Linked DNA regions of Homo sapiens: regions 1 and 3 are each linked to region 2. A link is an interaction called in ENCODE POLR2A ChIA-PET data of the cell type or tissue named here. Cell type or tissue: HepG2. All regions are shown on one strand. Links, peaks and the distances in the headings refer to the core of each region. The heading gives the core; the rest is flanking DNA.

Region 1 (7,789 bases), core at 1,092-6,091, 170 kb after region 2:
TGCAGTGGTGTGATCTCAACTCACTGTAACCTCTGCCTCCTGGGTTCAAGTGGTTCTCCTGCGTCAGCCTCCGGAGTTGCTGTGACTATAGGCATGAGCCATCACACCTGGCTAATTTTTGTATTTTTAGTAGAGATGGGGTTTCACCATGTTGGCCAGGCTGGTCTTGAACTCCTGACTTCAGGTGATCCACCTGCCTCGGCCTCCCAAAGTGCTGGGATTACAGGTGTCCAAGCAACGTTGTTCTCTGGGCCATGCTGTATTTTGACTGCAAACATGGGTTGAACCCTTGCTTTGGGCCAGATGCTGTGCTGAGCAACTCCCATGCTCCTGCAGTATCATTACCACCCTATGAGATAGTCACCATGGTCAGCCCCACTGCACAGAGAATAGAACAGATCCAGCGAGCTCAGAAGCTGCACAAGTCAGATGGATTCCTTAGGCTCAGGGAACTTCCATCTGGGAAGTAAAGGTCTTGCCATATGCACTCATAGTGGGTAGTACGTTTTGTACGCTCATCTAGACCGATATCCCCCCTAATCCATGGCTCTGGGCAGCATCATGGAGTTTCTCTTTCATAATCCTGAAAGAGCAACCTGGGGTGGGGGAATTTTGTTCCCACACAACACGCTTGTGTATTGTTATAATTTATTAAATAACTTGTTGTATGACTTTATAATAAAAAGTTATTTATTTACTTGAGACAGGGTCTTGGTCTGTTGCTAAGGCTGCAGTGCAGTGCTGTGATCTTAGCTCACTGTAGTCTCAAACTCCTGGACTCAAGCGATCTTCCCTCCTCAGCATCCCAAGTAACTAGGACAACAGGCATGCACCACCACACCCAGCTAATTTTTAAATTTTTTATACAGATGGGGGTCTCACTATGTTGCCCAGGCTGGTCTAGAACTCCTGGGCTCAAGCCATCCACCCACCTCAGTCCCCCAGAGTGCTGGGATTACAGGTGTCAGCACCACGCCTGGCCTATAATGAGAAGGTTTTATTTTTATTTTTATTTTATTTTTGAGACGGAGTCTTACTGTGTCACCAAGACTGGAGTGCAATGGCACCATCTCGGCTCACTGCAACCTCTGCCTCCCAGGTTCAAGTGATTCTCCTGCCTCAGCCTCCTCAGTAGCTGGGATTACAGGTATCTGCCATCATGCCCAGCTAATTTTTGTATTTTTGTAGAGACGGGGTTTCACCATGTTGGCCAGGCTGGTCTTAAACTCCTGACTTCAGGTGATCTGCCCGCCTCAGCCTCCCAAGTGCTGGGATTACAGGCATGAGTCACAGAGCCCAGCTGAGAAGATTTTTTAATACTAAAAATAAGATATAATTTATTATAAAGACAAAGATAAGTTCTCATATCAAATAAAAGGAGAGAAAATTTCAGGGCCAGGTAAACATTTCAGATATTAGTCCCTCCTCTTCCTCCTGTGTTACAAAAAAATAGTTTGTTTTGTGAGAGGGGGAAAATCAGTAATTGGACCAAATAAAAAGTTTTTACAAATTCATTCACCCATTAAAAAATATATTGTTTTGCTTCCTGTACTAAGTTCAGTGGAGAATAGAAAAATGCATGAGCTTTCATCCCTACCCTCAAGGAATCTACCATCTCACCAGGGAGGTGACTAGAACACGATCATTTGAATAAATGCAGAAGTAAGGCTAGGCACAGTGGCTCACCTCTGTAATCCCAGCAGTTTAGGAGGCTGAGGCTGGAGAATGGTTTGAGTTTAAGAGTTCAAGACCAGCCTGAGCAACATAGTGAGACCACTGTCTCTCCAAAAAAAAAAAAAAAAAAAAAAATTAGCTGGACTTGGTGGTGCACACCTAGAGTCCCAGCTACTTGGGAGGCTGAGGTGGGAGGATCATCTGAGCCCAGGAGGTTGAGGCTGCAGTGAGCTGTGATAACACCACTGTGAGATCCTGTCTCAAAAAAAAAAAGCATGCATGGAAAAATTGAGACTCGGTGTAGGGGCACATCAGAAAGAGAAGGCAGTGCTTCAGTTGGATGCAGGAGATGGGAGGAGAAAGGGAGTGTGGAGAGGGGAGGAGAGGGGGCATGCATGCTGGAGGGGCACAGGGAAATGGAGGCTGGATAAGGGGATTGTTTTGGGGAGGTAAATCTGGACACATCAACTGGAGTCAGATTGGGTCTTTTTTTTTGAGACAGAGTCTTGCTCTGTCACCCAGGCTGGAGAGCAATGGCACCATCTTGGCTCACTGCAACCTTGGCTTCCCAGGTTCAAACAATTCACCTGCCTCAGCCTCCTGAGTAGCTGGGATTACAGACATGTGCCACCATGCCTGGATAATTTTTTCATTTTTAGTACAGATGGGGTTTCACCATATTGACCAGGCTGGTCTCGAAGTCCTAGCCTAAGGTGATCCGCTCACCTCGGCCTTCCAAAGTGCTGGGATTACAGGCATGAGCCACCACGCCCGGCCCAGATTGGGTCTTTAATGCCTAAGAAATGTGGACTAAACTGATGGCTGCTGTGTGTTTGTGGGTTTGTGGAGTCATGGTGCTAAGCAGCTAAGGAAGGCCACACAAGGGAGACAACTGGAAGAATGCAGAAGTGTTGGATGGCTGCCAGTCCCACTGCAGGGAAAGGCAACTGTAGAGGAAGAAAGAGAACAGGGTGAGGGGAGGCTGGGTGCCTGTGAAATGACTCCACTTCACTCCTCCTTGGGAAGCCTGCTCTCCTTTCCCTGGTCGCGGAGAGGCAGCTGCAAGATGCGAGTATTTACTGGAGAGATGAACAGAAATGCTTTACCTGTCCTATAAAGCTATTTCAGGACATGGATTCAGCAAAGATACAGCTTCCATCTTTTCATTTTAGTGAATTTCAAAGTCATATTTCCTTCTACTTTACTGGACATATTGGAGTGACACAAATCTGAGATTCATAGAATTTTAAAATGTTAGAGCTGGAGAAACTTCTATGTTTATAGGATATCTCTACAAACCCTTATTTATTTTTTATTTTATTTTTTTGAGACAGAGTCTTACTCTGTCACCCAGGCTGGAGTGCAGTGGTGTGATCTTGGCTCACTGCAACCTCCACCTCCCGGGTTCAAGTGATTCTCCTGCCTCAGCCTCCTGAGTAGCTGAGACTTCAGGTGTGTGCCACCATGTCTGGCTAATTTTTGTATTTTTAGTAGAGATAGAGTTTCACCATGTTGGCCAGGCTGGTCTCAAACTCCTGACCTCAGGGATCTGCCCACCTTGGTCTCCCAAAGTGCTGAGATTATAGGCGTGAGCCACCAAGCCCAGCCTACAAACCTTATTTAACATCTGACTTTCAACATTTGAATTTGAAGTCCTTTAAAATTGGGTAATGTTTCTTATAATCCTAGGAGGGAAAAGTAAGAGCTTTCTTTTCTCTTTGTTTTCTTCCTCCTTTTAATAAAAACAAATAGACAAAACTGTTTGTTAGATGGAACTTAAGAGAACTTTGTCAAGAGAGAACTTCAAGACGACCTGGAATATCTTTTTTTTTTTTTTTTTTTAGACAGAATTTCCTTCTGTTGCCCAGGCTGGAGTACAGTGGCTTGATCTTAGCTCACTGCAATCTTCTCCTCCCGGGCTCAAGCGATCCTCCCACCTCAGCCTCCCAAGTAGCTGGGACTACAGACACGCTTCTGAGCTCAAGCCATCCAACCGCCTCGGCCTCCCTAAATGCTGGGATTATAGGCATGGGCCAACCATGCCTGGCCAGCCTGGAATATTCTACGTTGACCTCACACACCACCCTTCCCAAAGTGGACTCAAATGCTAGAATCTGCCCTTACTGCAAAGAGAGAGAGGGCTTATCAGTCACTTTCATGAGTCACCCAGGCTGCTGCACATACTAACTATCCAATATGCAGCAACAAATCAGAAGCAGGCCAAGGTTCATGGCATACACACTTGAGCAATCCTCAGAGAGAGGCTGCCAGAAGCCACATGCATTCTACCCCCTCAGCGTTCCTCTCATCCGCCCTTCCTCATCAGCGAGGTGGCTTCCTTGGGGTCTTTCAGAGCTCAAGCGTGGGTGACATCCAGGAAGTGGGCTCTGCCCTTGAGCTCCCAGTGCAGGCCAGGAGCCTCCCTTCTCTAGTCCTGCCCCTTCCTTGGCACTCACACAAGGATTTTGTGACCTCCCTCTGCACCTCCTGAACACTAATTACAGGTGTGTGTCTACACACATGACTACCTCAGAAGCTACAGGACAGCCTCTGTGCACAGAATTCCTTAGGTAAGGGCGAGGGCACAATTGCACAAGCCTTGCCTCGGCCAAGTTTTCCACTAAAAACAAATTGTTACTTGGCAGCCAAAGCAATTAGGCCCAGTTCAGGAAATTATCTACCCCCGAATAGAGCACCAAAACAGTCTGGGACCACCAGCCTTCCCCACCGTCTTCACATGTGGTTCAATAGAACTGAGCAATGCATGTATTTGTTCACAACAATTTATGCAAGAGTTGGATTCAGGAATAAGCAGCTCAAAAATGTATTTATGGCTAACAAAATTAGATGGTTAGAGAAAGATGGGTGGTAGATGTGATGTTCTCAGAGTTAGTTAATTAGCATTACTAGTTTTCGAGCCCTACACTCTTCTTTTTTTTTTTTTTTTTTTTTGAGACAGAAGTCTCCCTCTGCCACCCATGCTGGAGTGCAGTGGCACGATCTTGGCTCACTGCAACCTCTGCCTCCTGGGTTGAACCGATTCTTATGCCTCAGCTTACCAAGTAGCTGGGACTACAGGCATGCACCACTACACCTGGCTAATTTTTGTATTTTTAGTAGAGATGGGGTTTCACCATGTTAGCCAGGCTGGTCTTGAAATCCTGACTTCAAGTGACCCACCAGCCTCAGCCTCCCAAAGTGCTGGATTATAGGCATGCGCCACCACACCCGGCCTTCTTATTATTATTTATAAGAAACCCCACCTTTACTAAGAGTACAAAAATTAGCTGGGCATGGTAGTGCACACCTGTAATCCCAGCTACAGGGAGGTTGAACTCGGGAGGCAGAGGCTGCAGTGAGCCAAGATTGCACCACTGTACTCCAGCCTGGGCAACAGAGTGAGACTCTGTGTAAAAACAACAACAACAAAAATTCTGAGAGGTGAGGGGACAAAAAGGGAGATGAAAATCAGATCCCAGAAGTACAAGCACATGCAGATGTGGAAGCGTGACAGTGCCGATACGAATCCCTGTGGAGAGTGCCCGTGGATGCATATGGGGAATAATAAGAGGTGAGTTCAGGGACAGTCCTGCAGACCATGCTACAGAGCTCCTGTTTTATCTTATGGGTGGGGAGCCATTCAAGAGTGTAAGCAGACAAGCAGGTTTGTGTCTGGGCAAGAGCATTCTGGATGCTAAATCCACAAGGGGTTGGAGAGGGGCACCATCAGCGTCAGGGAGACCAGACAGCCTGTAGCAGTGACCAGGTGAGGGATGATCTGGGCTTTGGTTGTAGCTTGGGTGTAGACAGAAGAAGGTAACCTAGAGGTACATTGTGGGGATAAAATCCATAGGACTAGCTATGGATTGCATATAGGAGGTGAGCAAAAAGGAAAAATTAAAATACTTAAGTGGGCCAGGTGCAGTGGCTTACACCTGTAATCCTAGCACTTTGGGAGGCCGAGTTGGGTGGATTGCTTGAGGTCAGGAGTTTGAGACCAGCCTGGCCAACATGGCGAAACCCCATCTCTATTAAAAATACAAAAATTAGCTGGGCACGTTGGCGCATGCCTGTAACCCCACCTTTTTGGGAGGCTGAGGCAGGAGAACTACTTGAACCCAGAAGGCAGAAGTTGCAGTGAGCTGAGATCATGCCACTGCACTTCAGCCTGGGTGACAGAGCAAGGCTCCGTCTCAAAAACAAATCAAAAAACCAAAAAAACAAAAAAAAAAACACTGAAGTGTCTTGCTTGGGCACTAGGTAGATGCCATTTGTGATGATGGTGCAATGGACTGCATGTTTGCATCCACCCCCCAAAATTCCCAATATGATGGTAATAGGAGGTGGGGCCTTTGAGAGGTAATTAGGTCGTGAGGGTGGATCCCCCCACGAATGAGATTAGTGTCATAAAAGAGACTCCAGAGAGCTCCCTTCAGCCCTCTTCCCACCTTGTGAGGACACGATGAGAAGTCGGCAGTCTGCAACCTGGATGAAGGACTTCACCAGAATCCTACATGCTTGGACCCTGATCTCAGACTTCTAGCCCCCAGAACTGTGAGAAATATATTGCTGCTGTTTATAAGCCACCCAGTCTAAGGTACTTAGCCATAATAGCCCAAACTAAGACAGATATAAAGACTGGGGAGAAGGGTGGAGGGTGTGCTCAGGATGAATTAGGAAAAATCCATCGTTAAGCCTGGAATGCTTACAGGAAACTTAAAATATGCCTGGGGCAAGCCTAGAGAACAATTTAGGAACACTCATGCTTGCCCAGGACCAGACACTGTATTATCCACCTCAAAACTCTGTGTCCTGCGTTTTCCTTTTAGATAGAAAACAAAACCAAAACCCCCCAAAATCCTTTGTGGTTCCCTTTTGCCTAAGCATGGGTTTTAACCTGGATGTGCCCCTGAATCACATTTGAGCTCTCTGGATGCATATCACTTCTTATCTTTTTTTTTTTTTTATACAAGGTCTTGCTCTGTCACCCAGGCTGGAGTGCTGAGGCGCTATCATGGCCAGGCTAGAGTGCAGTGGCGCGATCTCCGCTCACTGCAACCTCCGCCTCCTGGGTTCAAGTGATTCTTCTGCCTCAGCCCCCCAGTAGCTGGGATTACAGCCATGCACCAGTATGTCCAGCTAATTTTTGCATTTTTAGTAGAGGCAGGGTTTTACCATGTTGGCCAGGCTGGTCTCAAACTCCTGCCTTCAAGTGGTCTGCCTGCTTCAGTCTCCCAAAGTGCTGGGATTACAGGCAAGAGCCACTGCACCCGGCCAATTAAAAAATTTTTGTTTCCTAGAGATGGGGTCCCTATGTTGCCCATGCTGGTCATTTAACTCCTGGGCTCCAGTAATCCTCCTTCCTCAGCCTCCAAAGTACTGGGATTATAGATGTGGGACACTGTGCCTGGCCACACCTTTTATCTAAAGGGCTGGGCCCTCTTCTACATGTAGGACACAGAATCGGCCCTGGGTAGGCTGGTTGCACCTGGCAGTTTTTCAAGTACTGTTTATATATTTAAAATTTTCTGTTTGCAAAAGCAATGTATACACATTGTAAAAATTCAAATCATGTGGAAATGTAAACACACACACACACTCCAAAAAACAAAGAACAACAAAACAGAAACCAGGAGTCCCTCCTAAACCCCACTCGCCTGCCCCCACACCTCCCATCAAGGTTTGTTCTTTTTTTTTTTTTTTTCAGTTGAGACAGTCTCACTCTGTTGCCCAAGCTGGAGTGCAGTGGCGTGATCTCAGCTCACTGCAACCTCTGCTTCCCAGGTTCAAGCAATTCTCCTGCCTCAGACTCCCCAGTAGCTGGGATTATAGGCATGCACCACCACGCCCAGCTAATTTTTGTATTTTTAGTAGAGACGGGGTTTTGTCATGTTGGCCAGGCTGGTCTCGAACCCCTGACCTCAGGTGATCTGCCTGCCTCGGATTCCCAAAGTGCTGGGATTACAGGCATGAGCCACCGCGCCCGGCCTAAGATTTGTTCTTAATGTGATGGTGTAATTGGCCAGATCTGGATCTGAAATTGATGCATCCTTTCCGAATCATACTTGTGGGTTGCCAGCAAACAGCCTTGCATGGGAAACTCCCCTTCCTGAGT
Region 2 (7,789 bases), core at 1,565-6,564:
TGCTTGTAATCCCAGTGCTTTGGGAGGCCAAGACAGGAGGATGGAGGCCAGGAGTTCATGACAAGCCTGGGCAACATAGGGAGACCCCCATTTCTGTGAAAAATTTAAAAATTAGCTGGGCGTAGTGGTATGTGCCTATAGTCCCAGCTAGCTACTCAGGAGGCTGAGGTGGGAGGATCATTTGAACCCAGGAGGTGTCAGTGAGCTATGATTGTGCCACTGTACTCTAGCCTGGGTGACAAAGCAAGACCCTGAGTCAAAAAAAAAAAAAAAAGAGAGAGAGAGAGAGCAAAAAGAGAAAAGAAAAAAAATTCAAGGGTAAATAAGTATGGGAAGAAATTGTTTGACGTAATTTATGACCGTGGAGAATATTCTGCCAACTCAGTTTCCTGGTGTGCTGATGCTAAGAGATCTACTTACATAAATAAGTCCTGAAACCATGTCATCGCCTATGTCGATGCCACGATTCACGAGGCCACCAGAAGAGTTGGGCACCCAGTATGTCCTCTTCCTAGTCATTTTCAGTTCCTGCCAATTCTTCGTTTCCCAGAATCAGAGAATATGAAAAGACAGCAGGAGTTAGAAGAAGCTTAGATCTCGCCTTGAGCAGCCAGAAGAGGGGGCACTACCCTGCAGGGAGCATATTGGGGCCATGCAGAGGTTTGGGTGCCTGCTCTTTCCTCTCCTTAGCCTGTGCTTGATCCCTCTTTTTAAACATCTTCTCAGGCCTCAGGCCCAAATCACTTAGTGAAACCTTCTCTAACCACCCTCCCCAACCCACCCCCAACACCGCACCCTTGATCCTGGGCAATCTCCTTTGATGTATCAAACCCCTGCTCATAAAATCAGTCTTCTTGCTTTATCCCAGTCTTTAACTGTGTATTTGTTTGAATCATTATTTGTTCAGACTTCATTTATGCACTACACAGAGAGCCTCATGAGCACAGGGACATGTCTGCTTTCCTCGCTGTTGAATTTCCTGGGCCTGGAACGTGCTGGGAGGAGAGCAGGTGCTCAATAAATGAAGAATGAATGGACACATATGTGAATGAAAGAAACATCATTTTCCCTGCTTTCACTCTTGGTTTTCACAGACCCCAGAAGGAATCTGGGGACAAGTTAGGAGACTTAAATAATCAGGGTTCTTTTTTTAAAAAAAAAATATGACTTTCATATTTGTTTTTCTGAGTATGTGACTCACTCCCTGCTTGACTCAGAATATTCATGTGCCTGGGACAGGAGAGAAGGTAGTAATTAGGAATATTCTGAAGAGATGGAAAGAGAAAGTGTGCAGCAGAGCCAGGGCCATGAGGGTGCAGCCTGTGCCCCCCAGGGCCCCACACTCAGAAGGGCCCCAGGCTCAGTTGAATGCTTTTCTGTTGCCATCCTGAAATTCTTAATAAATTTGAACAAGAAGACCCACATTTTCATTTTCATTTTCATTTTGCACTGTTACCCACAAATTATGTAGTTGGTCCTGGTGTTCAGATATAGCTTTTACCATTCAAATACTGAGGCTGGGTATGATGGCATGCACCTGTAATTCTAGCACTTTGGGAGGCTGAGGCGGGAGGACTGCTTGAGCTCAGGAGTTTGAGACCAGCCTGGGCAACATGGCGAAACCCTGTCTCTACCAAAAATATAAAAAATTAGCTAGACGTAGTGGTGCACGCTTGTGGTCTCAGCTACTTAAGAGGCTGAGGCAGAAGTATAACTTGATCCTGGAAGGTGGAAGTTGCAATGAACTGAGATTGTGCCACTGTACTCCAGCCTGGGCAACAGAGCAAGACCCCATCTCAAAAAACAAAACAAAACAAACATTCAAATATTGGATTGTACTTCAAGCAAATAGACTGCAAGCTAACCCATTACTTTGTGAGAAGTTACTCTAGATTTCTTTGTCCCACTCCTTCCCATCCCACTTCCTTTTACCAAATCACAACCAGATCTGGTAGAGTCAGTTGCTGGAATTTTCCTACAGACCATATAAGATAGGCTTCCCAGCCAGGGCACCAGGCCATAGGCTTACTTGCCATGTAGTGGTAGAATGTGGACACTTCAGGGATGATAGAAAAGAGAAAAGAGAGAGAAGGAGGTGTATTAGATAAGAGAGAGTGACACACACTCTTTACAGCTCTGGGAGGAAGACTGGCTGCCATGAACCAGCCTAGAATATAGCTGCATTAAATTAAAACTGGCATGATTCCCTAGAATGAGGCCCTGTGGATGGGGCCACGGTATATTGCTGTATGATTTATTCACACACAAAGATCCCCAGTAAAGGGAATAGAGCAAGGGGTGGAGGCAGCAAATTTCAGAGTGCAAGTCTCATATCCTTGCAAAGGGCTGCCTCAGTGCTGTGCTCATAAACGTTTATATCTGTAACAAACCTGTGGTTGCAATTGGTGATTAAGTATAGTTCCAATGCTACTTGACATTTTGCTCTATGTTAACAAGTAAGAGGAAAGTGCAATACCAGAGATATATGTTGGTTGAATCTTCACTCATTTGCCAATGACCTGAGTAACTTTGCTGAATAGTTTTCAAATGCTGAAAGAATATTCCCTTATTTTATTTTACTACTCACAATGTAATGGCTACAGGCACCACACACTTGTACATTTAATCTGCATTATTAACATTTCCTACATTTCTTTCTTAAGACTAGACAATCAACAAAATGATAAATCCAGCCCTGATATGTAGCCTTTGCCTATTTCTGTGGTGTAAACACACCCATCATGGCCGATTTCGTGATGTGATACCAACATAACTCCACTGAATGCAGAGCTGGGAAGAGATGCGCAGCACGGCATCATCATATACTGTTTCTACCATAGAGATATAATAGATGTAAGTAACCTCAGAAGTATAAATAACAGCAAAAGGTAGCAAAATAAGTAGGAAATGATACATTTTGAGTATTATCTTTGTTTTTGATGTAATTTATTTAATTGTAAGTTTATATAATTTTTTTTTTATTAATGTTTGTGTTTAGCAGCTATGCTCTCAAAGTTCATGAAAATTTGACCGATGATTGTCATGAGGCAGTATGAACAGGTACTAGCCGACCACTGTGGCATCCATCTTGCGAGAGTGCTGCCTTTTCCTAAATCCTCGTCTTGCCGGGCACATCATTTTCCAATTCACTTCTAAGTGCTCTATGGGCTGTGGCTGGCTGTGCCTGGTGGTTAGCTTTCTTGGCTTCCCTGTGGTATAGATGGGAACAAGAAGTTGCTAAAAGTCTGGGTGAAGGGCTTCCCAGAAGTGTCATAGTGGACAACCCAGGTTGCAAACAGCTGAGAGTCATGGAGAGATCTTGGAGGGGGTTATGCTGCCAACAGAAGTGGGACAGGGGAGGCCTAGCAACTCAGAGAACATCCCCAGGTGAGTGAGCCAAAAAAGGATTACTGTGCAAGCCAAGATCCAGCTGGCTTGCAAAGACAGCAGGACAGGCAGTGAGCAAGTAGACAAAAGACCTCCCCTGGGAAAGCCTAGGAGCAGAGGTCACTGTGCCCAGGTTCCTGATTCTTTCTCTGCCAGGTGACAACTCCTAGACAGAGCCTTTAGTGAGAATTATTTGATAAAATGACTTAAATTATTGGCTCAAACAAGGTCTTAAAATGGTAAGCCAAAACATTTATTTTTCCCTCATTAACCAGCAAGTGGGGGATCATGAGGAAGACCAGATTTATAAAGACCAAGTAAAGAAATTAGATTTTCTCTCACCTTTCAGCTATAGTATGATTTGCCAACCTGGTTTATTCAAATACACCTGCAAAGAGAGGTAACGAAGGTTTCACAACTAGAGATGCAAAGAGATGCAAAGAGATGCAATGAGGGTTACTCATCACATTCTGAAATTACCATTTCTTTCCTTGTTGGCTTATTTGTTTTCTGCATACCTCATTAGAATGTAAGCTCTTTGAAACCAGGGACCTTGTCTGTCCTGTTCACAAATGTGTCTTTGGATCTAGAAGAGTGCCCAGCACATAGTGTGACTCTTTCCTATTCAAGATTCATCCAGGAAACTAACGACATGGAAAATGAAACCCAACGAAAATTAAGAAAATGCAAACATTGTAATAGTTATGTTTGCAGAACATCAGTCGCTCATCCCAAGCAAACGAGCTCGAGCTCAGCCACACATTAGCTTGGGCCTCCTTCCAGTTCCATGGGGCCCATCTCCACTTCCTGGACTGACCAGGGGAATTCCCTCCAGAACCTTCCTTGGCAGTCCCGGAAGCATTCCCTGGACTCCCAATTCTCTTTCCGGAAGAAAATGGAGCTGGAGTTTATTCACTCTAATTGGTGTAAGACCATCATTGTAGTCAGGATGGAAACCAGGACATGACTGGGAATAAAATAGAGAGGAAACAGCAGATGCTTCCAGCCCTGTGTTTTCCCAATCCCCAGAGGCAAAGGTCAGGATGACAAATTTGGTTTGGACGTGGGTTGTTTGCGTATGGTGAAACAGACTGTGAACAGGAGGGGAGCCACTGGAGCGGGGTAACCTGTATCATGGGCTTTCTGGAGGAGCTGATTTATTTCCATGTTCTTATGCAGCAGGGTCTAGTGTCCAAGATCAGAAGGTACATCAGTGGTTAAGGAAGTGTCCAGGGCAAGGAGCCAGAAGCACCTGCCAGCTGGGCCCTAAAGAAGTTTAAGTGATTAGATCTTACTCCTCCTGTACCTCGCCCTGTGCTATTTAACTTTCTCTGCTCTTAGGTTTATTTCCTTCTGTTAGTTTCAGTAGCTTCAGGAGGGCATCTTGTTGCCTGAAGAATCCCCACATCTCAGTACCTGGCCTTCTCCTCAATTTCAGAAGCTAGGATGATCCTCTCACCTTGATCTTTGCATTAGTCCTAATATCTGACAAGAATATTCTCCTCCCACCTCCTTGCAGAGCTGGTTCATTCTTGACATTCAGGACTCTACTCAAATGCCACCTCCTCAGAGTAACCTTCCCAGATCCCCTCTCTCCATACCACCTTCTGCATATTTTCCTAATCTACTTCCTTTACTCATCACATTCTGAAATTGCCATTTCTTTCCTTGTTGGCTTATTTGTTTTCTGCATACCTCATTGAATGTAAGCTCTTTGAAACCAGGGACCTTGTCTGTCATGTTCACAGATGTGTCCTTGGGTCTAGAAGAGTGCCCAGCACATAGTATATGCATAACAAATATTCAATGGATCAATGAATGAAGTACATGCAGAGTCTGTCAAAAAAGGAGCTAGGAAAGCCACACAGTCACGAAAGACTTCACATTTAAATTCTTGGTGTTCTCCAAAGTAGGCTGACACATCCCATCACAGAGATACAGTGACAGGATTGAAAGAGGGTTTTCATCAAGCAGGCAGGTTAAACTTGGGCCTATTCCCACACCACACCACATCTTCTATAGAGCAGCATTAATTTGTGTTTTAAAAACTAAATCCAGCCATTATTATGTGAACAGAACATTTATATAGTATTGTTTATTGTGGTTGTTGGGGCACATGTATGTATTAGGCCATTGATGCCTAGTGTTCCATTATGGGAATGCTAAGCATGTGAAAGTTATTTATATCCTACTGCTCAAGGTCATCACCGAGGTCTGATTGCAAAAATCCAAAAAAATTGCAACCTCCGGCATAAGTGGGTTAAAATTATTAAACATTAGTGTTTTAAAAATATACCATAAAGTTTGTAAGCTGGTTTTAGAAGTTCTTTGTTAAAACTCTGGAAGCCTGAATGAATGCAGCCCCTCCCCTCTTACCCTTGGAGAGACCCTTGATGAAAAGGTAAGCGCTTGGGAATCTGGGCCACATATGTTTTATCTCTGTACCACCCTCAGAATCTGTCACAAGGTAGGGCACATTGTACATATCCAGAGAAGTGAATGAGACCCTCATTATAGCCAGGATCTTCAGCTACTGGCTCAACCTCTCTCCAGGCCCTGGTGGCTTAGGCCCCAACCTAGGATAATCCTTCTCAACTGTTTTTCCTTAAATCTTCATGTCCAATCCATCAGCATATTCTCTTGAAGCTACAATCAAACATAGCTTGACAGCAACTGCTCCTAGTCTAAGTCATCACTTCTTGCCTGGACAACTGCAACCACCTCCTGACTGGCCTCCCTGCTTTTGATCTTAAATCCTTACGTTCCATTCTCCACATAGCAGTCAAAATTAACTTTTGAAAATATAAGCTAGATAATGTTATTCCTCAACTTGATCTCTCCCATGGCTTCCGTCAGGTTTAGAGTAAGACCCAAACTCCTTACCAGAGCCTACAGAGCCCTCTATAATCTGACTCTGCCCACCTTATTGCAACTGAAATCACTAGGTCCCAAGCTCAGACATTCCAGGAACAGGTTCCTCAAACACCCTAAATTCATTCTAGCCACAGGGTCTTTGCAAGTGCTGCTTTTTCTGCCTACAACAGTGCCCTTGGCCCCCACCCCCTAATCTTTGCATTGATTTATGCTTTCTCATACTGCAGGGCTCAGTTCAAATGTCGTCTTTTCAGAGACCTTCCCTGACCATCTAAAAGGCTTATTACTATCCAGAAATATTTTCCTTATTTCTTTCCTTGCTTATTGTTTGTTTTTCCCACTAGAATGTCAGCTTCATGAAAGCAGAAATCTTGTCTGTCTGATTCCCTGATGTATTCCCCATTACCTAGAATAGTGTCCAGCACATCATAGGTGTTCAAAAAATATTTTTAGTGAATGGTTATTGAAATGAATATTAAGCAATGTGAAAATGATGTTCAGTGAATGAATGAAAGAAGGTGGGATCCTGTCAGACAAAGAGCTTTAGGCAGGAGCTTCTAAGTTTCTATATTTGTGTCTCTCCCACAGCACCTAGTAACCTGATTTCTCTTTCCCTTATCTGTTGCACACATATAAACACACAGTTCTGTCTGCCCTACCTCATACTCAGATGTCTATGGGTCTGTTCCCCTGGCTGAGAGATGCTTGAGAGTAGGACCTTGTTTTGGGACCTGTCTACCCTTCTGCAATTAGCTCAGGGCCTGGCACTGAGAAGTCGCTTAACAAATAACTCTTGATATGAATGGACTTTCAACTCCTTCTGGAATTCTGAAAGCACTGCTGGACTTCACATTGGAGAAAATGTTCCACCTGCAACCTAAGGCCAAACCCAAGTCAAATCTCAACATGCAGAAATGGTCAAATCCAAAACAATTCAAGCAAAAAAAAACAAAAAAAAGATAATATTATCGGATTAGAATCCATAAAAACTAGGCCGGGCGCGGTGGCTCACGCCTGTAATCCCAGCACTTTGGGAGGCCAAGGCAGGTGGATCACAAGGTCAGGAGATCGAGACCATCCTGGCTAACACGGTGAAACCCCGTCTCTACTAAAAATACAAAAAATTAGCCAGGCTTGGTGGTGGGAACCTGTAGTCCCAGCTACTTGGGAGGCTGAGGCAGAAGAATGGCATGAACCTGGGAGGCAGAGCTTGCAGTGAGCCGAGATCTCGCCACTACACTCCAGCCTGGGCGACAGAGGAGACTCTGTCTAAAAAAAAAAAAAAAAAAAAAAAAACCATAAAAACTAAATATCTGTAAGACCATACTAACATTAAAAAGTAATTGAGTAAGTAAATAAATGGGGGAGATGGAACAGCTCTTTCTTATAGTAGAATTCTAAATAATAAATGTAAAATTACACCTACAACCACCTGATCTTCAACAAACTTGACAAAAACAAGCAATGGGGAAAGGATTCCCAATTTAATAAATAGTGCTGGGAGAACTGGTTAGCCATATGCAGAAAA
Region 3 (7,789 bases), core at 1,421-6,420, 59 kb before region 2:
CTGTGAGTAGGGCTGCTCTAAACACTAGTGTACACATATGGGTTGAAGTCTCTGCTTTCAACACTTTGGGATATATAACTAGAAGTGAAATTCCTGGATTACATGGTAATTCTATGTTTAACTTTTTTTTTTTTTTTTTTGAGACAGGGTCTCACTCTGTCTACGAGGCTGGAGTGCAGTGGTGCAAACACAGCTCACTACAGCGTTGACCTCTTGGGCTCAAGCAAGCCTCCCACCTCAGTCTCCTGAGTAGCTGGAATTGCAAGCACAGACCACCATGCCCAGCTAATTTTTGTTTACCTTTTTGAGGAATTGCCAAATTGTTTTCCATGGTCTCTGCACAATTTTACATCCCCACTGGCAATGCATGAGAGTTTCAATTTTTTCACATCCTTGTTAATAATACTTGCTATTTACCTTTTATTATTGTTATAGCCATTCTAGTAGGTGTGAAGTGGTAGCTCATTGTTGGGGGGCTGGACTTTCTGTTTCTTGCAGTGAAAAGAATCCTAACATCCAGGTAACTGACATGAGAGAGGGAATCTATCTGGACTTTACACCCAGCAAGCTTTACACTTGCATCTGGAACAGGCAGCACTATAGACACTTCCCTGCTATGCAGCCATGTAGCCCTGAGTGAAACCTGTCAACCTTGCTTTATCCTTCCCCAGTTGTGCCAGCCACGCATATCTTGTGTGTAGGGCTAATGTGTACTAAAGAAGAGGCAGGTCTTATTTGCATGACATTTGATATCTCCAAAGCACTTTCATAGATGGGTTATTTGACATTTTCTCCTCCATGAGATGGGTATACTCCTTTCTTATCAGTTTTAAATGGCTTGTTCAAGGTCACGCCACAAGCCAGTATGAGAGCCAGGCTGGCATCAAGACATTCAGAGAGATGCTTAAGGGTAGAGCCTTAAGTTCTAAGGTAGGATTTCAAGTCCACATTTCTTTCTACAGAAAGAGGTGGGGGGAAATATCACAAATTATGGGTTTAGAACACCTAGGGTTATATCTCATGTTCGCCATTTCTTTGTGTGTCTTTAAACAAGTCCCCTTCCTCTCTAAGTTCCGTGCCTTCATCTGTAAAATGGGGATAATGAAGGGGCCTCACAGTGTTGCTGGGAGAGTTAAATTAGGCAGTATACTAAAGCATTCAGTTGGCACATATAAATGCTCAATAAATGTTAGTTCATATTTTTACTACTCTTCATATCAACGCACAGGAGATTTGGCCACATTCTACTGTAACATAGAAATCTATCACTAAATGTCTTATCATTCCCCTAACACAACCATTTTTTTGTTGTTTTGTGTGGGGGCGGGGAAGGTTTTGAGACAGAGTTTCCTTCAGTCACCCAGGCTGGAGTGCAGTAGCACGATCTCGGCTCACTGCAACCTCCACCTCCCGGGCTCATGCGATTCACGTGCCTCAGCCTCCCGAGTAGCTGGGATTACAGACATGCACCACCACATCTGGCTAATTTTTGTATTTTTAGCAGAGACAGGGTTTTGTCATGTTGGCCAGGCTGGTCTCAAACTCCTGGCCTCAAGTGATCTCCCTGCCTTGGCCTCCCAAAGTGCTGGGATTACAGGCATGAACTACCATGCCCCACCTCATGACCCAGTCATTTTGAAACCCTGTGTCTGTGCACATATTGTTCCTTCTCCTTGAAAAGAGTTTGTCTCCTATTTCTGCCTGGCAAGCTCCTACTCAGCTTTCAAGACCCTGATCAAATGTCCCCTCCTCTGGGAAGCCTTTCTGGATTCACTCAGGCAGTGACTCATCCCAGTCGTAGCTCCCTTAGCATTTTGTACATATCTCTGATCTAACAATTACCCCTTCATACTGTGATTTATTGGGTCTTACCCCTGTACAAAACCATCTTCCCCACCCACACTGTGAGCTCCTGCTGGGGGAGCAGGGAAAATGTACATTCATTAAACTGGCTCCAGTCCCTAGCACAGTGTCCAGACCAGGCAGAAGCTCAGAAAAGGCAAGTTAAATGAGTGGGAGGATGAATGAAGGAATGAATGAATGAAGCTCTGGGGTTCAGTTTATCCTCCTGGCTCTAAGAATTCTCCTTAAATATCACAAAACATGGGGGGACCTAGCCTGCTTTTTAGTGCATCCATCTTCCTCAGTCCCCATGCCTTGATGTTTCCTCCCAGATAAAGTGCATTGTCAGTAGGAGCCTAATCTGGATAAAGCTTTGTCCCTGAGTTGACTTCTGAGGACACAGAAAGTGTAGTGAAGAGGCTGGAAGATCTGGTTCTGTCTGCTTCACTGACTGGGCTGCCTGGATTTTTCTCACATCACTCCTGTCCAGAATGTGTACCATTGAAGAAGCACTTCCTAAAAACGTCCCCAGGGGCTTTGCCCAGTGCACAGAGAGAATAAGCTACATCTGGACAAGAAAGAATATGGTAGCCTGAGTGCAAATGCTTAATGGTGTAGTGAAATCTGACCAATCCCATCAGGGTTTTGTTTCTGTTTTTTGTTTGTTTGCTTGTTTGTTTGTTTGTTTTTTAATAAGAGTCAGGGTCTTGTTGTGTTGCCCAGGTTGGAGCACAGTGGCTATTCACAGGCACAGTCATAGTGTACTACAGCCCTGAGCTCCTGGGCTCAAGTGATCCTCCTGCCTCAGCCTCCCAAATAGCTCGGACTACGGCTGTGCACCACCATGCCATCCAGTTTCTAAAAAATAAAAATATGTTTTGTTTTTGCGTATAACATTACGGTTTACAAAGTGCTCTTATATATATTGAGGCCTCATTTAATCCTCAACAGTACTTCAGTGAGGTAAGCCAGGTAGGCATGAGTGGCCCAGCAGGCCAAGGAGGCCTGGAAATCGGGGCATTGGTCACCAGCTCACTATAGGCAGCCCGGTGCTGGAATCCTGGTCCTGTGACCCACCTCCTGCAGGCTGCCTGCTGGCCCGGCACTCACCTGATGGTTCCTGAGAGCAGCACTGGATCTTGAGGGATCACTGAGAGCTTGGACCGCAAGTCCTCCAGGCCGATGCTGCAAATGTCCACGCCGTCAATGAGAATCCGGCCTGCCATGGGCTCCACCAGGCGGAAGAGAGCCATGCCCAAGGAGGACTTCCCTGTGGGGCAAGAAACAAGCGGGGCCTCAGTTTCCTGCATCTGCACTAGCGGAAGCACAGATCGCACCTGGCGATCACACCTGACCCGCTGCCCTCCGTGGCCCATTCTTCATCACTGTGAGCCCTGAAGGGGTAGGAGAGGGCTGGCGTCCCTGCTCCAGGTGATACCTAATGCCATGAGCAGCTTGTTACAGCCTAGATCAGAGGGCACACGTGGGGCCCCTGGATCAAAGCCAGCCCGCAGACATGTTTTGTTTCATATACACAATGTTAGGATTATTTTTTAATTCCTTGCCAGCATTTTTAAAAATCCTAGATATAAAAGTTCAAATTGCATGTTTCTCTTGAAATTTAGTAGAATTGGCAACACTGGACCCATATCCCCCCCAGGCAACAGCTCGGCTGGAGCTGAGCGCAGCCACTTGGTTGAGACACAGTGGCATTCTCCAGTCACCACCCGCCCTCCCCCGCCCCCATATATCACACCCACCCATGGCACCTGCCAGGCTCCAAAGCATTGGAGGTTTCAACCCTGTTCTCATAGTTAAGCTCTATAAGGGTAGAAGCTGTGTGTCTTCCTTACCTTTCGGTTCCCAGGCACATAGTAGGTGCTCAGTAAAAACCTACTGAATGAATATAGGCAGTAGGGTCAGAATCTACTGAGAGCTTTTCTCTGCCAGACCCCAGCCCTCTCAGGGTTTCCACCAATCGGCAGGTGGAAAATAGCAAGAGAAGAACACCCAAAAGAACATATGTGGAAGCTCTTCACCCTGCAGTGCAGGAGTGCTGAGGAGACAGACCAGGCAGGCCCTCATTATCCATGGGGCTGCCTGGAGGAGGCAGCTCTGGGGTGCCCAGGAGTGGGGGACTGGGGACAAGAACCAAGTCTTAACAGTAGTTTTTGAACAATGCAAAGAGGCAGAGGGAGGGGGACTTGGGCCAGATCTCCCAGAAGTGACAGGAGAGGAAGACAGGGAGAGAAACTGAGGAGGAGAAAGGAAACTGGGAGAGGAAAGAGGAGGAGACAGAGGCTGGTGAGAGCAGTCCAGGAAGGGGGTGGGGAGGGAGGAAAAGGGGAGTCTGGATTTAACTCCTAGCCTGCTCTTCATCCTGGCAGTGCCCTGCAATGCCCCTCCAAAAGTGCTCCTGCCCGGACCCTATACCCCTCAGCTTAAGCACTGGGCTCAGAACCCAGGTATCCAAGGCCCAGTACCACTAGCCCCATTATTCTGCATACCACCCTGTGGCAGCCACCACAGCCTGCAGCTGTCACATTTCCGTCTTTATTTGCTGGTCTATTTAACATCCGTCTCCTCCACTGGAATCCCATGATCACAGGGACCTTGGGTTTCGCTCACCAGTGTTTGTCTAGCACAGGGCCCAGCACAGCATGAGGACCTAATACATATTTGGGGGATGACTGAGCAAACACATGCCCCTAAATAGGTCTAGTGCCCAAAGGGCAAAGGAGGAGCTGGGGACGCTCGCCCAGGAAGCTCAGCTCACCAGAGCCCGTCCTTCCCACGATGCCCACCACTTCGTGGCCGCGGATGGTCAGGTTGATGCCGTGAAGCACGGTGGGTGTGTTGTCTCTGTATTTCATGTGATAATCCTGAAATATGATTTCCCCATGCTGTGGCCACCCCTGGGGACAACTTGTGCCTTCCATGTGTAAAGGAGCTTCCGAGACACACATCTTGTTTTTGAAGAAAGAAAAAGAAATCAATAGTTATCATCTATCTCGGCCCATCCCCTGCGGGCCTGCCAGCCTCCCGCTGTAGGGGGTGTGACCCACCCCAGCCTGCCTTGCGCCAAGGTCAAGCCCCCTGCTGTGTAATCAGAGGAACATCGCCCGTGCCCCCATCGCCTAAAACATACAAAATTTTCCCCAGAAGAGTGAGAAACCTGCATAGCTAATTCCCTTGTTATTAACATAGAGCAATGTTCCTGATTTACTGTGTGACTTTAAAGAAATAGAATCCAAGGTAATGACAGTAAAGGCAGCAGAGACTCCCCCCTTCGGGGGGGTTCATAGCTCAGAGCCCTTGTGCAGACTTAATCTCTCTCTATCCTCATCCTATGAGACAGGCCTTTTTGGAGGCATTTCCCAGGTGAGGAGATAGAGGATCCAACAACTTAAGATCAACAACTTACTTAACGTAAGTTCCACAACTTACTTAAGATCACACAGTTTCAGGTTGGAACTCAAACCCAGATCTGCCTAACGCCGAGCCCACTCTGCATCAAGTGCAGTTGTGTGTGTTGAGAGGAAAGAACGCTGGAGAAGAAGTTGGATCTGACCACCTGGCTGCAAGCCACAACTCCCCATGCTGGTGCCGTGTCACAGCAGCATCCCTGGGCAGGAAATCAGAGCCCTACAATTCATAAATTCCACTCATGCAAGGGGGCAGGAGACCTGGTTTGTAGAGGGCTCTGCCAGCCCCAGCCTGTGTGATCTTAAGCAAAAGTTCTGCCTGGCCCAACCTCGGTTTCCTTGTCTGAAAAATGTGGATAATCATTCAATCAACCTAATAAAATTGTTCCATGATCCCATGAGATAGTCTAGATAAAGGGCTTAGCACCATGCCTGGCCCACAGAAAGGTCTCAATCACAATAATAAAGAACATGATGGAGCCTCACTATGGGTCAGGCAGTGTGCTATGTGCTTTACATGTTATATCATTTCAACTTTGTGATAATCTGGCAAAGGGACGCTATTGTCTTTCTCATTTCAGAGATGGGGAAAAGAGAGTTTGAATAAGTTGCCCAGGTTATTCCAATGATTCAAATGGTAAAGCTTAGACTTGAACCCAGGAAATCTGGCTACAGAATCTGTGCTCTTAACCACCATGACATAAATGGAAGCAATAATAGGAACAAAGATTGTTGTCATCATTATTATTGCACTGGGCAAACCTCTCATTTCCAAGAGGAGAAGATGATCTCCTCTTCCCCCTAGGAATGCTGTGAGGGATGTGGTCAAAGTGAGCAGACAGGTATGGAAGAGCTTCAGCGAGATGGTCAACAAAAGTCTGGGGAAGACAGGGAGGAAAGGCCAGGAGCCTGGTGTTTCCTGGGATGGTCTCAGGGCTCTGAGGCCAGTGGGGCTTGTAGAGGTCACAGAAGTCATGCCCCAACTTGCATGGCTCCCCACACCAGACCCAGACCTGAACCCCACCTTCATGTACTGCAGTATCCTCTCTACAGCCGTGAACTGTGCCTCTGTCTCCAAGCCAATCCGGGCAGTGGCCTGGAAGCTGGACGCCAGCTAGAAGGAAGGAGAAGTATCGGGGGTCAAGAGGCTGCTGGGGTGTGCTCAGGCTCTTCAACGCTCCTGATAACCACTGATTGCCATTGCCCCTGAGTGACCCCTGAAACTAAGATAATTTTCCTAGCAAGAATGGAGCAGAGGCCCCTGGTGCCTCCTCAGCCCACTTCTGAGTTTAGCTGCAGCTGCGATGGGCAATTCTGGGGGAGAACCTCCCCAGACACTGTTCCACCTCGAGTGCCCTCTGTATGTCTTTCTGCTCAAGACCTCTGCCCACATCACAGCAACCACCTAGCCTGTGCATGAGGACATCCCAGAAACCCAGGAGACTTAAGGTTACTGAGAATGAACTTTGACTGATGGGGAACAAGAGCTAGCAGAGATAAATGCTCCCATCTCCCAGCCTTTGAGGGCATGGTCCTGGAAATACCCCATATGCTTCTCAGGAGATCCCAGGACAGTTGAGCCCTAGTGACATAGAACAGGGACCCCAGTGTCACACTCCCATGATGACTTCCTCCTTCCTCATCTCACTTTTCTGCTCCCTCAATCCTGGTTCCTGGGAGCACTTCCCAAATAAGCTGCCTGCACCCAAGTTCCTTTCTCAGGTCCTGCCTTCAGGGAAACCCAGGCTAGAGGAGTTAGGGACTCTTGGGAATTGGGGGCACCAAAGATAAGGAAACTGAGGCGCCAAAAGAAGAAATTACATCCACAGAAACGTCTAGAAGCTGGAGGCAGAGCTGGGCTTGGGGCCCCGGTCTATAACCTCCATTACCCTGGCCCAAGAAATGGGCAAACAGGACGTGCAGGGGGTGCTGGGTAACACATTAATCATACATTCATTCAACAAACTCTGGTGGATGGCTCTGTGCCAGGTGCTGGACCAGGCTCCATGTCCCAAAGTGCAGCAGATGTAGGCCTGCCCTCGAGGAGATCCCAGCTGGATGGAAAGGCAGACAAGGCAACAAAGAATAAAGTGCAGAGGGGCGCACTCCACAATGGAGAAGCCCTGGAGTGCCACTGGGATGCACAGGAGGGGCCCTGGATGAGGGCACAGGGAAGGATTCCAAGAAGAGTCAGTCCTAGAGTGACATTTTTAAGGTGAAGTAAGATGCAGTGGACTAAAGATGGGTGGAGAAGTGTGTTCCAAACAGAACAGCCTATGTAAGCCCTGAAAGCAGCAAATTCTCAGAATACATCCAGGCACCCACAAGCCATTTGGCTATGGCTGAAACAAAAGGGTGTAGGAAGGAGGGGAAGCCCTCTGTAAGTCAGAGAAGGTGGGCACCATGATGAAATGGTGCTTAGTCTGAAAAAGAGGCCAGGGGCGGGTTGGAAGACCACTTTTCCTCCCATCCCTCAGTGTATCACACCCTGCGGGCTGCCTTGCCAGCATCATGTTCAGGTG

The links. ChIA-PET counts read pairs that join two places held together with the same protein. Peaks named below come from ENCODE experiments on the same cell type or tissue, not always from the same donor. Only the 100,000 strongest peaks of a DNase experiment are listed, where the experiment ranks them.
Region 1: POLR2A ChIA-PET joins it to region 2 with 7 read pairs; 2 of 35 experiments call an interaction of 5 or more read pairs at or near these places.
Region 3: POLR2A ChIA-PET joins it to region 2 with 8 read pairs; 4 of 35 experiments call an interaction of 5 or more read pairs at or near these places.

The regions. Positions count from the first base shown.
Region 1 is chr16:48,406,298-48,414,086 of GRCh38, forward strand. No RefSeq gene overlaps it. Among named protein-coding and RNA genes, the nearest start is that of SIAH1, 25 kb to the left of the region's middle. In HepG2, for the core only: no CTCF peak of the experiment used is centred there; a DNase peak (open chromatin) is centred at 3,844; H3K4me3 peaks cover 339 bases; H3K27me3 peaks cover 339 bases.
Region 2 is chr16:48,231,403-48,239,191 of GRCh38, forward strand. It overlaps ABCC11 (ATP binding cassette subfamily C member 11), which reads right to left. Exons shown (of 30, transcript NM_001370497.1): 2 at 421-537. The coding sequence starts at 519. Among named protein-coding and RNA genes, the nearest start is that of LONP2, 9.0 kb to the right of the region's middle. In HepG2, for the core only: a CTCF peak has its summit at 4,499; DNase peaks (open chromatin) are centred at 4,409 and 5,099; H3K4me3 peaks cover 1,212 bases.
Region 3 is chr16:48,172,306-48,180,094 of GRCh38, forward strand. ABCC11 (ATP binding cassette subfamily C member 11) reads right to left here. Exons shown (of 30, transcript NM_001370497.1): 24 at 6,292-6,381; 25 at 4,619-4,808; 26 at 2,953-3,112. Among named protein-coding and RNA genes, the nearest start is that of ABCC12, 20 kb to the left of the region's middle. In HepG2, for the core only: no CTCF peak of the experiment used is centred there; a DNase peak (open chromatin) is centred at 4,456.